Regions from separate parts of the Homo sapiens genome. Here region 2 is linked to region 1. Evidence: chromatin contacts called from ENCODE Hi-C or POLR2A ChIA-PET data. All regions are on one chromosome and are shown on one strand. Each heading gives the region's core, a stretch centred on a gene start or an enhancer-like site at or near the end of the contact. The rest is flanking DNA. Distances are from core to core; before and after follow the strand shown.

Region 1 (6,954 bases), core at 2,414-4,913:
TCTGTGCTTGCGTGGAGGTTGGCTTCATTCTGGCTGAGAGGTGGGGAGTCAGGGCCACGAGCTTCTCATAATCCAGCAGGTGACCTAGCCTCGTTCACACAGTGTCTGCCAGATTCCAGAAACGAGGGCAGAGCGTTAGTGGTGTGCAGAGGGCCTGGTTTGGATCTAGTACACATGGCTCGTGCCCTGTTCTGTTGACTAAAACACTAGAATGGCCAAGATCCAAGGGGTGGTTACAGGAAGGGGTGGAATTTGTGGCTATGTGAAAAATGGACCCTACTGTTTGTTCTGTATTACGGCCACTGCATGTCCTCCTGTGTCCCTATCCCACACCTGGCTCAACAGCAACAGGGGACAAGGAGGCCAGCTCTGCCTCTCATTTGTTGCTTCCTTTGTGGATGGCAGGAAGACAAAATCTATCGTGAACAACAGCATGCCACCAGGGTTTCCTCCTGAGAAATACGTTTTTCATTTTCCATGGAAAGCTCTTAAATGACGTTTCCTTGGAACCATCAGCTGTATGCATAAATATGGAGTTCAAATGGATATCCAGTTTTCACAGCTGTGTCTGTGCTAAATTAAAAAGAACAGAAAAACAAAGAGAAAGAAATAAAATGACCTCTGGCTTTTTGCAACAGAATGGGGGTGCAGGGAAGGAATCCTTCCAACACCGTGCAGCCGGCTTCATTACTCCATCATGTGCAGATTGGACTCTTAATTAATCATGGCTGAATTTTTGCACTTTTACTCTGGGGCTGGTGGTTTATTTTCTTGTTCTAGTGCCCACATGAGCATCCTCTGGCAATAAAACATCCAGAGAGAAGTTATAAAAACATGTCATCTTGGTTATAACATATGGCTAATTGATTTTTGAGAATCGCTTAATTGTGTGACTTTAGTTAACTAAACAACAATGCCTGTTTTCACACCTCTGATATTAGCTCATACGATTTCACGACCTGCCCCTGCTGAGACACACTCCATATTTCTGACCATAAATCTGGCCTCTGCTCAGCTAGCATATTTGCTCCAGCTTTGTTGTGGTAGTTTTACTGCATTGGTTGCCTTTAAAAAAAAATTATAGTTGGCAATAAGCATTGAGAAAGGTTTAAGGGTAGAAAGAGGTTTTCTTTTTTTCCAGTCTATATGAGCTGAATCTTTAATTTCTTCCTTAAATAAAATAATAAAAGGTAGTTTTCTTAACAACTTTGCCCAACATGGATCTCTGTAGGTTCCACTTAAACAGAATATGAGAGCAACATGAGCCTGTGGTCTTTTTTACAGAGGTTTACAAAAGCTCTGCTGAGTTCGATTAATTGCCTGGAGTTTCACAGGGGTCCGTGTCAGTTACAAGAGGGTTTTAATGTGGAAAAGTTAAGATGATAGGCATGTGAGGAGGAGGGAGAGGAGAGGCTTGAGTGAGAAGAAGGAGCTAGGGAGGAAAATAAAGGTGTTTGAGAAGCAGTGGGAAAAAAGCCTTCAGTGGATAATGAGAAAGTGGGTTGGAAGACTCAGCATATTCCTCTAGATTATGGTACAGGCTACAAAGATGGGGGAATGAAGAGATCATCTTCCAGTTTTGCTCCTCTGGAAACTAACTGCCCGTCATGGTTATTATGCAGAGTCAAAGTACAAGATCCCTGTCAAAAGCCATAGCCTGGGGTAGAAGTAGCCACCCTCAGCGTTCCACAGCTTCACTTGAGATTGATGATGTTTTATTTTCTTCCTTACTATAAAAGAAGCCCAGAGTAATGATTACAGTCTATAATAATAGCTGATACTTGCATGTTTTTGCCATGTGGTCAGGCAGTGTTCTAGGTGCTTTGAGGATGTAATTCCTTAAAGCCTCACAAGGACCCTGTGATGCAGGTACTATTGTTACACCATTTCACAGATGAAACTCCTGAGGCACACTGAGGTGAGTAACTTGCACACAGTCAGGTAGTTGCTGTATGTACATGGCAAAGCAGGGACTGATGGGCTCTTTGCTACCTTGCCTCCTTGTTTGGATATTCCCCAGGTAAAGCCTTCAACAAGGCCCTGGGTGCTAGGCCCTGCAGTCATCGGTGCCAGGAAAATACACTGGGGCTGATTCTCGAGGTGGAAAGATGTATGCCTTTTATTCCCTTTCTTGCCTTACTACACTGGCTAGAAGTTGCAGATGATGTTGAGATCTTGCTTCATTCCCAGCATTTGGAGAAAAGTATTTCGCATTTTGCCATTAAGTGTGATGTTAGCTGTAGGTCTTTTTGTTGATACTCTATCAAGTTGCGGAAGTTCCCCCTACTCTTCATTTTCTGAGAGTTTAAAAAAAATTATAAATGGTGTTTTTTTCTGTATCCATTGATATGATCATGTAATTTCTTTCTCCATTAATACAGTGGATTACACAGATAGATTTTTTAGTACTGAACTAGCCTTGAACTCCTGGAGTACACTCCACTTGGTCATGGAGTATATTCTTTCTATATATTGCTAAATTTGATTTGCTGATACTTTGTTAAGGATTTTTGCAACAAGAGAAGGAAAAGAGTATGCAAAATTTGAACCTTCACCTGAACAGTGGGCAAACCCAGGATTGCCTAAAGTTTCTGGCTCTGTGGGGCCTATCCTGGCCAGGCCCCACTGAGGAAGACTGCTGTGCCATAGTGCCGACAGGATGGGACCACATGGTAAAAGAAAACACAGAAAAAAAGGACAAACCTGAATGTTCTCATCTGGACCATCCCATTCTTGTAAAAACAAGCAAACAATTATAAAAGGTCACAGCTTTGTGCGATTCTTAGGGGAAGGTCTCAACCAAAGCATTGAGACTGAGTTCAGTGCTAGATGCCAAGCAAGAACCACAGAAAAACCAAACAAGTCACTCTTCTATACTTTTGTATCAAGATTAAAAATTTTCAGCAATTTTCATTGAACAGAAACAAAGCACTCTGCAGGAATGCAATCCCCTCAGCTATCAATACTTGCCTTCATCCCCCTCAACCCCACCATAACAGTCATGGTGAAGGTCAGTGTGCCCCAGGCTCTGTGGCTGACTAACTTTAGGGAAGAAGGACACAGGGTCCCAGGCAGGGGGCACCATTCAGGCAGACCCCACTCTCCACTTTGTCCAAGCATGTTCCTGCCTTCCTGGGTGACAGCGGCTTTTCTGTGTACCTTTGGCCTAATTCCTTGTGCTGGCTCCTGCATTGGTAACCACCCTGTTGTGACCTATAATTCATCTTCCAAACCAAGGATGTGGCAATTTTGAAAGTGATTTTGCCAGAACAGCAGGCCTAACCTAGGATTGCTTGGGGCAAATGGACCCATACGGTCCGTCTTCTAATATTTGAGGTTCTCCAGAAGTGGGGCTCTGGGTTGTCCTTGCCAGACCCCACTCCCCACCATGGTGGCTACGAAAGGTCTGCCTGTTCCCTGCCCCAGCAGCTGAGCCCCTTCTCCTCTCTTCCAGAACCCCCTCTGCTGTCTTGCTCTGGGATCTCTAACAATCTATTGTCTGACCCTTGAACCCTGCTGTGAAATCTTGGTGTGTCCTACAGCCGTCCGTTCTCGGGCTGGACTATGCCTGCTGGTGCTTGCCCTTTGAATTTTGTCCCATGCTCTTGCTACAATCTTCTGGATTTCACACCAAGTGAGTCACTCTGTTCTCTCCACTCCCACCGGGCAGACCCATGAGGCCCCTGCATGCACATGCTCTCTGCCTCTCGAGAAGCACTCCTCCCTGTTGGGGATGCAGTGGGGGATTGAATGAGCCTCCACTGGTTTGAAAGCTGAGGGGCTTTCGTGTGTTGCCTTCCTCTTCTCCCTGCTATTTATACCTCCTGTAGTATGATTTCCCTTTCAGAGGTTAGATCCTGAGGCTCAGAAAGATTAAGGAAGCAATTCCTTGTATTCTGTAGTGCCCCTGTAGCCTCTTGGAAGTAGGCTTAAGTTGGGAAACCCAGTCCAGCCATGGCAGAACTTGGCCTTTATTTATAAGGGAAATGATAAGAATGTCCTGGACATTGAAAACAGGAAAGAGAAGAGATATTCGTACACCCATGACCGTAGCAGCATTATTCACAGTAGCCAAGAGATGGAAGCAACCCAAATGCCTATCAATGAACGAATGGAAAAGCAAGTGTGGTGCATGCATACAATGGACTATTATTCAGCCTCAAAAAGGAATGCCAAGAAAGAAAATTCTGGCACATGCTACAATATGGAAAAAGCTTGAAGACATTATGCTAAGCGAAATAAGCCAGACACAAAAGGACAAATGCATGATTCCACTTATGTTAAGTACTTAGAGTAGCCAAATTCATAGAGACAGAAAGCAGCATGGTAGTTGTTAGGACCGGGGGAAGTGGGATGGAGAGTTACCATTTAAGGGGTACAGTTTCAGTTTGGCATGATGAAAAGTTCTGGGGATGGATGGTGGTGATGGTTACCCAAAAATGTGAGTGTTCTTAATGCCACTGAATTGCTCACTTAAAAATGGTTAAAATAGTAAATTCTATGTTGTGTATATTTTACAAAAATTTTGAAGAAGAGGGATGTTCTGGATGTTCACTCCATAGGATACTGCTTCGTTTGTTTGGTAAGGGCATTTCACTCTTCACCCTGTCCTCCTCCGCAATCCCCGCTTTCCTGGAAGCCCCCACCATCTGGCCTGAATCTGCACTATCAACTGCATGTACTGCTGATGGGCTACTCGTGCCTCTGGAGAAGTCTTCACAGACACACTAAGCAGGGCCTGGCTCTGCCCAGAGTCTGCTGGCTCCCTGGCTCTGAGGAGACATGCCAAGCCCTGCGTTGGCAGGCATTGGGAGTTGCTCTCACTCCTGTGCAGCATGGAGATGCCAGGCAGAGGGAATGCATTATGCAAGCCCAGTTCTGAGACACCACGCATTGTGCTTTCCAGCCCAGCCATGCAATGCTGACCATGTGCAGTTATTGCAGCAAGGCTGGTGTCCTGGGGACAGGGCATCCTCTCTGTATAGCCAATGTCTCAGGGCCTCCTTGGTGCTGCTGTAGTGAGTCTAGGAAGCCAGGAGATGGATGAAAGCACTGTGGAGCCTTGTCACTCCATCACCTCTGTGTACAGAGGAGGGGGCCAAGGCCAGCTGTCCTAGATGCTGCACAGACACAGGGAGGTTTGGTCAGATCTGGGGTCTCCTGACCCTGGGCAGCACGCACATCATGGTCCTGAGGGCTGTATGCTGCCTGGCTGTTCTTGCACAGTGGCTCCAGGAAAGAACTCGGGAGGAGAAGTGTCTCTTTCTTTTATATAACTAGCTTCTATTTATTTTTACCTTTTACTTTTGTTGTGTTCAAACATTTTCAAATAATGTGCCCCTCGAGCTCATAATTAAATAGCCCAATCCTTTTACTCTTCACAGCATGTATCAGATCAAATCAGAAGCTTTTCCACAAACTTTAAAAAAATATTGTAGATTAATAGGAGTTTGCAAAGATTGTACAGAGAGATCCTGTGTACCCTTCCAGTAGGTTTCCCCATGATTACTTCTTATGAGATACAATATAGCATCAAAATCAGGACTTGGATATTGGTGCAAAGTGTGTGTGTAGTTATGGCTTATTTTATCACATATGTAGTTTGTGTATCCACTACTCCCATCAAGATACAGAACTATTTCCTCACTACCAAGATCTCCAGATCTCCCTCCTGCCACCCACCCCTCCCCACCATCCCTAAGTCCTAGAAACCACCAATCTAATTTCTATTTCTATAATTTTGTCAATATGAGAATGTTAAATAAATGGAATTATATAGTATGTGACCTTTTGAGATGGGCTTTTTTTTTTTCTACTCACAATGCCCTTATGATCCATCTAGGTTGCATGTATCAACAATTTCTTTTTATTGCTGAATAATTTTCAGTGGAACCAGTTTGTTTAACCACACTTATCCATTGGAGGGCATCTGGGATTAGTTTTCTCTCTTATAAATCGAGCTGCCTCAAATGTTTGTGTACAGGTTTTTGCATGCAAACATTTTCACTTTTCTGGGACAAATGCCCAGGAGTGCAGTCCTGGCTCAAACACCAAGTGGATATTTAGTTTATAAAGAAAACGTCAAACTATTTTCCAGAGTGACTAAGAATTCACATTCCCATTAGTAATGTATGAGTGATCCAATTTTTCCACATTCTCACTTGCATTTTGTGTTATTATATTGTATTGTAGTAAGAATATTTAACATGAGCTCTACCCTCTTAACACATTTTAAGTATACTATATAATATTGTGAACTAAAGGCATAATGTCATAAGCAGATCTCTAGAATTTACTCATCTTGTATAACTGAAGCTCTGTACCCACTCAAAACAATCACTTCCCATTTCCCCCTACCCCTAGCCTGGCAACCACCATTCTACTCTCTGCTTCTGTGAATGTGAATATTTCTGATAATTCATAGAAGTGGAATCATGCAGCATTTGTCCTTCTGCAACTGGCTTATTTCGCTTAGCGTAATGTCCTCAAGTTTCATCCATGTTGTCAAATGTGGCAGGATTTTCTTTTTAGGGCTGAGTAATAGCCATTATCTGTGTATACCACATTTTCTGTATCCATTTATCTGTTGATGGACATTTGGGGTTGTTTTCACATCTCGGCTTCATAATGCTGTAATAAACATAGTAGTAAAAATATTTCTTCTGGATCCTGATGTCAATTCTTTTGGATGAACACTCAGAAGTGGAATTGTTGAATCATATAATAGTTCTATTTGTAATTTTTTGAGGAACCTCTGTGCTGTTTTCCATAGCAGCCATGCCATTTTGTTTTTCCACCAGTAGTGTACAAGCGTTCCAATTTCCCTACATCTTTGCCAACACTTGTTATCATTTATATTTTTGATAATAGCCATTCTAACAGTGATATCTCATTGTGGTTTCAATTTTTAATTTCCCTGATGATTAGTAATGTTGAGCACCTTTTCATATACCT
Region 2 (6,258 bases), core at 833-3,332, 220 kb after region 1:
AGTCATATTTTTCTGAATATGTTATTATTTTGATATATCATGATATATGTTGTCAAGCATAATTATGATTTATCCTTGGTAAAAACGGGGAAACGGGAGAGAAAAATTGCATTTCAGAAGACAAGTACAGTATGCCTGTTATCAGATTCTAGTCTTGCCCATTGTTTTTGAGTTTTTATTATTTTCCTACAATTTGGACTAAATCCTGAATTCTTTCTTGGCTGCAAGTCTTCAAACTAATGCTTTTGAACTTTTCTCTCATTTTTCTCACTTGGAATCACTAGAATTTAAAACTGCTTTTCTTGAAGCCCTGCAAACTAAAGTTAGACAACTTGATATAAACTTCAGGAGGAGTCAGCACAGCAACTCACATGTACACAGCCTTTGTGCCTGCTGATGTATGGGCTACTCAGGAAGTTCACATGAACACGTAATTCAAACTATAATCCAGGAAAATCTGTAAGATTACCACTACAATCTGAAGATACTTCTGAGACTCTAGAAAAACTAGTTTATTATGGACTATTCCAGACATTAAGAAAAACCTTTGTTTTTCTTTGTTTCCATAGAAATGCCTCTTATTAAAGACCAGCTTGCCTGCATCAGCTGTAGAAGCCCAGCCCCTCTGTAGTGCCACCTCCTAGAATGGACACAGCTGTTTGACCAAATGCTTCTACTCTTAGGACTAAGAGACTGATTCAAGAAGATATGGGACAACATATTTATTTATTTTTCTTTTCTGCTTATCCCAATTTGTTTTTTCCCCTTCTTTGCCTTCTTTTCCTCTAACCCAAATCTCTCCATAATCACTGATTCAGCTGTTGATAATGTGAAATTCTAGGGAAGTTCCAAACAGGAGGATTGAAGGAGCGCAGGGAACTTGGCCCCAAAATATGGCTCCCTGGTATGAGTATTTTCAATTAAAGTCCCTCAAGATCAACAGAAGCTGGAAGAGTCCTCTCCCTTATCTACATGAAGACCCTGCAGACCCACCAAAGAGAACAATTACTTTTCCTTCTCCTCCCTCTTATCTCATTATCTATTGCAGAAAAGAAAACCAACACGTGACCACACCTGAACAGACGCTTTCAAAAAAATAATCCATTTCTCCAGCTTATTAAATTTTCAAAGAGAACCATTTACGAATAACTCTCTGTTTCTTGACCCATTCATTCTCCTTAATAATAATTTATTGCCCCTCAACAGAATCACCTACATTCCGCCTTCCACCCTCCTCTCTGAAAAAACGCTGTATAAGTATCTGGACCTCATGGGATATTGGGTAATCACCTTATTTTTCCCGTGTACACGTTAATAAATTTGTATGCATTTCTCTTATTAATCTGCATTGTACACTTAAAAAGTATTAAAAGAGTGAAATTTATGTTATGAATATTTTATCACAATAAAACAATATTTTAAAAAACTGACAAAAATTCTTTTTAATTTCTTTCAAGTGAGGAATTACCAACTACTTAACAGGGTGCTTAGAATGGGGGATTTTACCAGATAAGTGGCATGCTTTTTACAATTAACAATTGCTGTTATTTACTGAGTATCCACTTTCTCTGCCAGCTCCTGCGTTAAGCACTTTACATATACTAATTCAAATCCTTAAAAAAGAAAATAAAGAAGAGAAAAGGAAAGAAAAATAAGAACATGTAAGGCTATAAGGTGCCTCATCTTTGCCAAATTCTACAGACTGGCCAGGAGACTGCAGGCCACTGCAGCTTCCTAAGGCCACTCAGGACAAGGCCAGTCCGCAATTTGTTTCACTGTGAGACGGCTGCGCGGTCAGAGCCCAGACACGGTCATCAGACTCCCGGACTTGGATTCAGCTCCACATGGTGTCACCCTGGGTAAAGGATGTACATCTCTGCGTGCCTGGGTTTGTATGGATGGCAGCATGGATGCTCAGGCAACTGACCCGTCAGGACTGCAGCAAATGAACAGAAGCTGGGGGAGAGCGCGGGCTGGTGCTGTACGGAGCTCTGGCGCAGAAGGCGCTCACCAGGGGTGCCCAGAGCCGGGGTCTGTGCGCCGCGGGTTGGATCCGGGTCACAGGCTCTGGGTGGACAGAGTGAGAAGACAAAATGAGGATGTACTCCTCAGATGCTCACGAAAGGCCTCCTTCCCCTTCTTTGGGAACGACCCCCCCCCACCCCCTCCCCCCAACAGGCAGTCCCAGGCCGCGCCAGGACTCGGCCGCAGGCAACTCGGAGGAGCGGGAGCCCAGGGGCCTCAGGAGGGCCTCGGGAGTGGGGAGGTGAAGGGGGCGTCGGGAGGGCCGCGGGTGGGAGGCGGGATAGGGAGGCGGGGAGACTCGGAGCGGGGTTGGGGAGGCGAAGAATGGAGGTGGGGAGGTGGGGAGGGGGGCTTCGGGAGGGCCGCGGGTGGGAGGGGGATGGGGAAGCGAGAAGGGGGGGCGGGGAGGGGGGCCTCGGGAGGACCGCGGGTGGGAGGTGGGTGGGGAGGGGGGCCTGGGGAAGGATGGAGCCCGCTGAAGGCAGGCGATGACGCAGGCCCAGTGTACTTCTCCTGGGGGCTCCTTTCTAGGCCCACGGAAGCTCCGTGTTGGTTTCTTTGTACCCATATCACACTCACTGTATTTCTTCTTTCCTTTCCTCTCCCAGCAGCTGTAAGCGCCCTACAGTTTGCATGGGAAGGCAACAGGGACTTCCCTTTTGCACTGTCTGCGGGTACCGCTGTTCCAGCCCTGAGAGGACGAGGGGACGCTGCGCTGTGGGGAAAGTCCGGGTGGCAGGAGGTGGCGGGGCTCCTGGAGGAGGTGCTGGGATGCGCTGCTGTGGCTGCAGAGAAAGGTCCCGAGGACGCAACCCGTCCCTTCCCCCGAACTGCGAAGGAGCCCCGCGGGGAGGACGGGCAGGGTCTCCCGGAGGGAGGAACAGGGGAGCCTGGAGTCTCAGGGTTGCGGGGAGCAGAGGCGTTCTGGGTGGTGAACGTCCCCAGCCTGCCCTCCCTGCTCACTGCGAGGTCGCGCACCGGCTCTGCTCCAGGCCTTCCCTCAGCCCTGGCCTCCAGGCAGTTTCCATTTTTGCCAGGTGGATTCTGTACGGCTTCATTTATTCAGAATCTGGATCAACAAATGAACACTCAGAGAGGAAAAGGGTGTTTGGAGGGGTGGAGAGGTTTCCAAGCAGGTGCCCACCTGAGGGCCCCCTGAAAGGGGACTTAAAGCCGAGTTTCCAGCTGGGCCACCCTTTTTTTTTCTTTCTTTCTTTCAGAAATATAAACAAAGAGCTTGAATTATTTTGAAATAACTGTTGGTAGCTGGACTGTGTTCTCTTGACCGCAACATTGCTCTGGGACTGAATCGCGTGGGTCTCTGCTCTTCCTAAGTGTTACATAAGAATAGCGAACCCATGAGGTCAGCTTCTAAACCAGTTTCTTCCCATAACCTCCTGGACCAAGTCCCAAGCAAGGCCCAGAGGAGCTCAAGGACCCACTCTCCCCGGGACACTCCTCGCTCTCTAGTTGGAAGGAGGAAATGAATGTCCCCCAGTAATTGAAGGCTGCTCATGTTTGTGTAGAAAAGCCAAGCACAGGCCCATATTCTAGAGGGTTGCTTGCGGCAGGCGGAAGGCCATCGAAGGCAAAACGAAACAAATGAAAAGGCATCTTTTGAAGCTAATGGAACAGATCAGGTGGTCAAAAATGGATAAACAATGGCATTTGGAGCAAAACTTTCAGCTTCTTCGTTTTAGTTCGACAGCCCCAGGAGGGCATGGAAGCTTCTCGCCCTCCTCATATGTCTTGCCCCAGGCATCTCTGTGTCTCTCTCCTCTGTAACATCCTTTATAGTAAATGTAAGTAGGCCTTTCCCTGAGCTCTGTGAGCTGCTCTAGCGAATTATTCAAGTGTTAGGAGGCGTCCTGGGAACATTGATTCGTGGGAACGCCAGTGGGTCAGAAGCACAGGTAAGACCACCTTGCCATTGGCATTGGAAGTGGAGGGCAGGCTTGGGACATGAGGCTTGGGCTTGTGGGGTGTGAGGCCACCTCCAGGTAGAAGGTGTCGATGTTGGAATTGTCCGATGTAGAACTGCCTTCTTGCTTGTGGTGGGGAGAAAACCCACACATTTGGTCACAGAAGTCTTCTGTGTTGATTGTTGTTGAGTGAGAGAAAAAAAGTACTTTGGTTTGTTCTGATATTTTCAGAAAGGCTGTAATCAGTTCCTGGGCAATGCGTCATAATACCTCCGCCTCAGTACACTCCCCATCCTGAGGGGCGGCGCTTGCCATTTCTGAAAGGATGCCTCTGTGGGGCCTGGGAGCAAGGCAAGGCTGTGTCATTTCAGTCCTCTCAGCCCAGTCCCCACCAGGACCTGCCAGCCTGGAGTGAAAATGCATCTTATTGTCCTTCTGTCGCCTTCCAGAGACAGACTCCTAACCAGAACGCACATGGCACACATGCATACACACACATTACACACACATGCCCCACATACATACACACAGGCCCCACATGCATACACACGCACCACACATTCATATGCACACAGCACACATGTAGTCACACATGCCACACATGCATACACACACACCACCCATCCCACCCACATCACATATGATATACACAAGACACACCACACCGCACCGCACCATAGTCACACATGCTAAACATACCACATCATCCACAAATGCACCTACACATGCCACACATCATGCCACACCATGTATGCTACTGCATGTTACACCACCCACACACACCAGACACACTACACACATCACACACACACACCAGACATATTACAACATCCACACAAATATCCCACACATACGACACAATACACACACGCTTGCCACACACACCACAACACACATGCACACGATACCATGTATGCTATACACAAGTGCATGATATACCACCTAGACACACACTTGCCACTCATACCACACTGGGCACACCATGCACACATCACAGGCACACACACTGCCTACACGAATTCCACATTATACTTCCAGATACCACAGAAAACAGCATCCAAATCACACAAACACACAAACTGTGCACATAGACACATATACCACAAACATACCACACATCCACACACACTGCATACACACACCACATACAGAGACACAAGCCACAGGCACACCACAAAGTACACATTCCTACACCCAGCTCCTACCATCAACACCACAAACACGTTTTCAAATGCTCATTCCACATACTTATGAAAACAAAAGCTGTCATAAACAGCACAGTTCAAACCTGGGTCAATTAAAAGAAGAACAAAACAGTTGTAAAAGAAACACAGTATTCCAACGTGTTCACCTCCTCTCCTCCCACATAATAGTCGTTTCTATTGTCATGTGCTTCACTCATCATTTTCTGTCCCTGAATAGGATCTCTGTGACATAGACAAAGCCACACTGAACTCATTTCCTCCAGAAAAGGCTGAATCCAAACTTCTCCCTGGCCACCTCTCCAGCTCTGGGGTATCCCCATCTGATATGAGAAGATAGGAGGAGGGAGGGAAGTAAAGATCTTTCTCTTCCAAAACTGTTTCATGGGAACCATTTTATTTTTTATAATTATAGCAAAATGTAAGTTTAAGATTTTTTGTGTGTTGTATTTGGGTTTGTAAAACTGAAAAGTAATCACTGGAAAATATATCCTTTATCCAATATCCAAATATTTCCAAATATATCCAACATCCAATATCCAGTATATTTGGAAATATACCCAAATATATTCAATAGAAATTGGATAAATAACTTGCCAAATGCTGAACAAACGAAAGAGGAAAATATTACTGATCAACCCACTGAAAGAAAGGAAGATAAAATCAGAAATACTGGAAATGTGATAAATGTAAAAGATAAAATAAGACTATTACTGAATGTATTGGTTATCAGAATACATCCAAAAATAAGTGGACTAAACTTCCCTATCCAAAGGCTAAGTACCTAGAGTGCTTCAAACAGCAAAACCTGATCCATCTAAAGTAAAATGAAGCATAGAGGTTGATACTTTGACACTTAGGAGTTAGGCGAGGATCTAGCAGATAAATTCAGATATAGACAAAGCAAGGGAGGGAATATTTATGTCAAATAGAGAAAGAAAGCCTAAAAATAGTCAATGAGGCAAAAATGATCATATTATTAATAAAATATACAATCCACAATGAAGACATTGAAGTCATGAACATTTGCATTTCAAATACTAGTAGAGGAAATAATGTGAAAATATAAAACATAAAAATTTGATAAAATTGTTTGGTACTGAGAAGCT

The links. A loop is a pair of places that touch in the nucleus more often than their neighbours do. ChIA-PET counts read pairs that join two places held with the same protein, here RNA polymerase II (POLR2A). Pooled maps may share reads with other maps.
Region 2: a loop to region 1 is called in a pooled map, with 2.0 times the contacts of the local background. The contact joins the promoter of LINC02881 here to the enhancer-like site in region 1. A Hi-C loop is called at or near these places in 1 of 168 maps with a recorded cell type or tissue (chondrocyte) and 4 of 50 pooled maps. POLR2A ChIA-PET finds 5 or more read pairs at or near these places in 1 of 52 experiments (BJ).

The regions. Positions count from the first base shown.
Region 1 is chr10:44,065,685-44,072,638 of GRCh38, forward strand. No RefSeq gene overlaps it. Among named protein-coding and RNA genes, the nearest start is that of LINC02659, 160 kb to the left of the region's middle. Within about 2 kb of position 3,664, at least 5 of the 41 ENCODE cell types and tissues checked have a DNase peak (open chromatin) inside an H3K27ac peak, as active enhancers do.
Region 2 is chr10:44,290,668-44,296,925 of GRCh38, forward strand. It overlaps LINC02881 (long intergenic non-protein coding RNA 2881), which reads left to right and starts at 2,083. Exons shown (of 3, transcript NR_164139.1): 1 at 2,083-2,266; 2 at 2,634-2,822; 3 at 3,246-3,982. It overlaps LOC124902544 (a long non-coding RNA gene), which reads right to left. Exons shown (of 3, transcript XR_007062369.1): 3 at 3,247-4,287.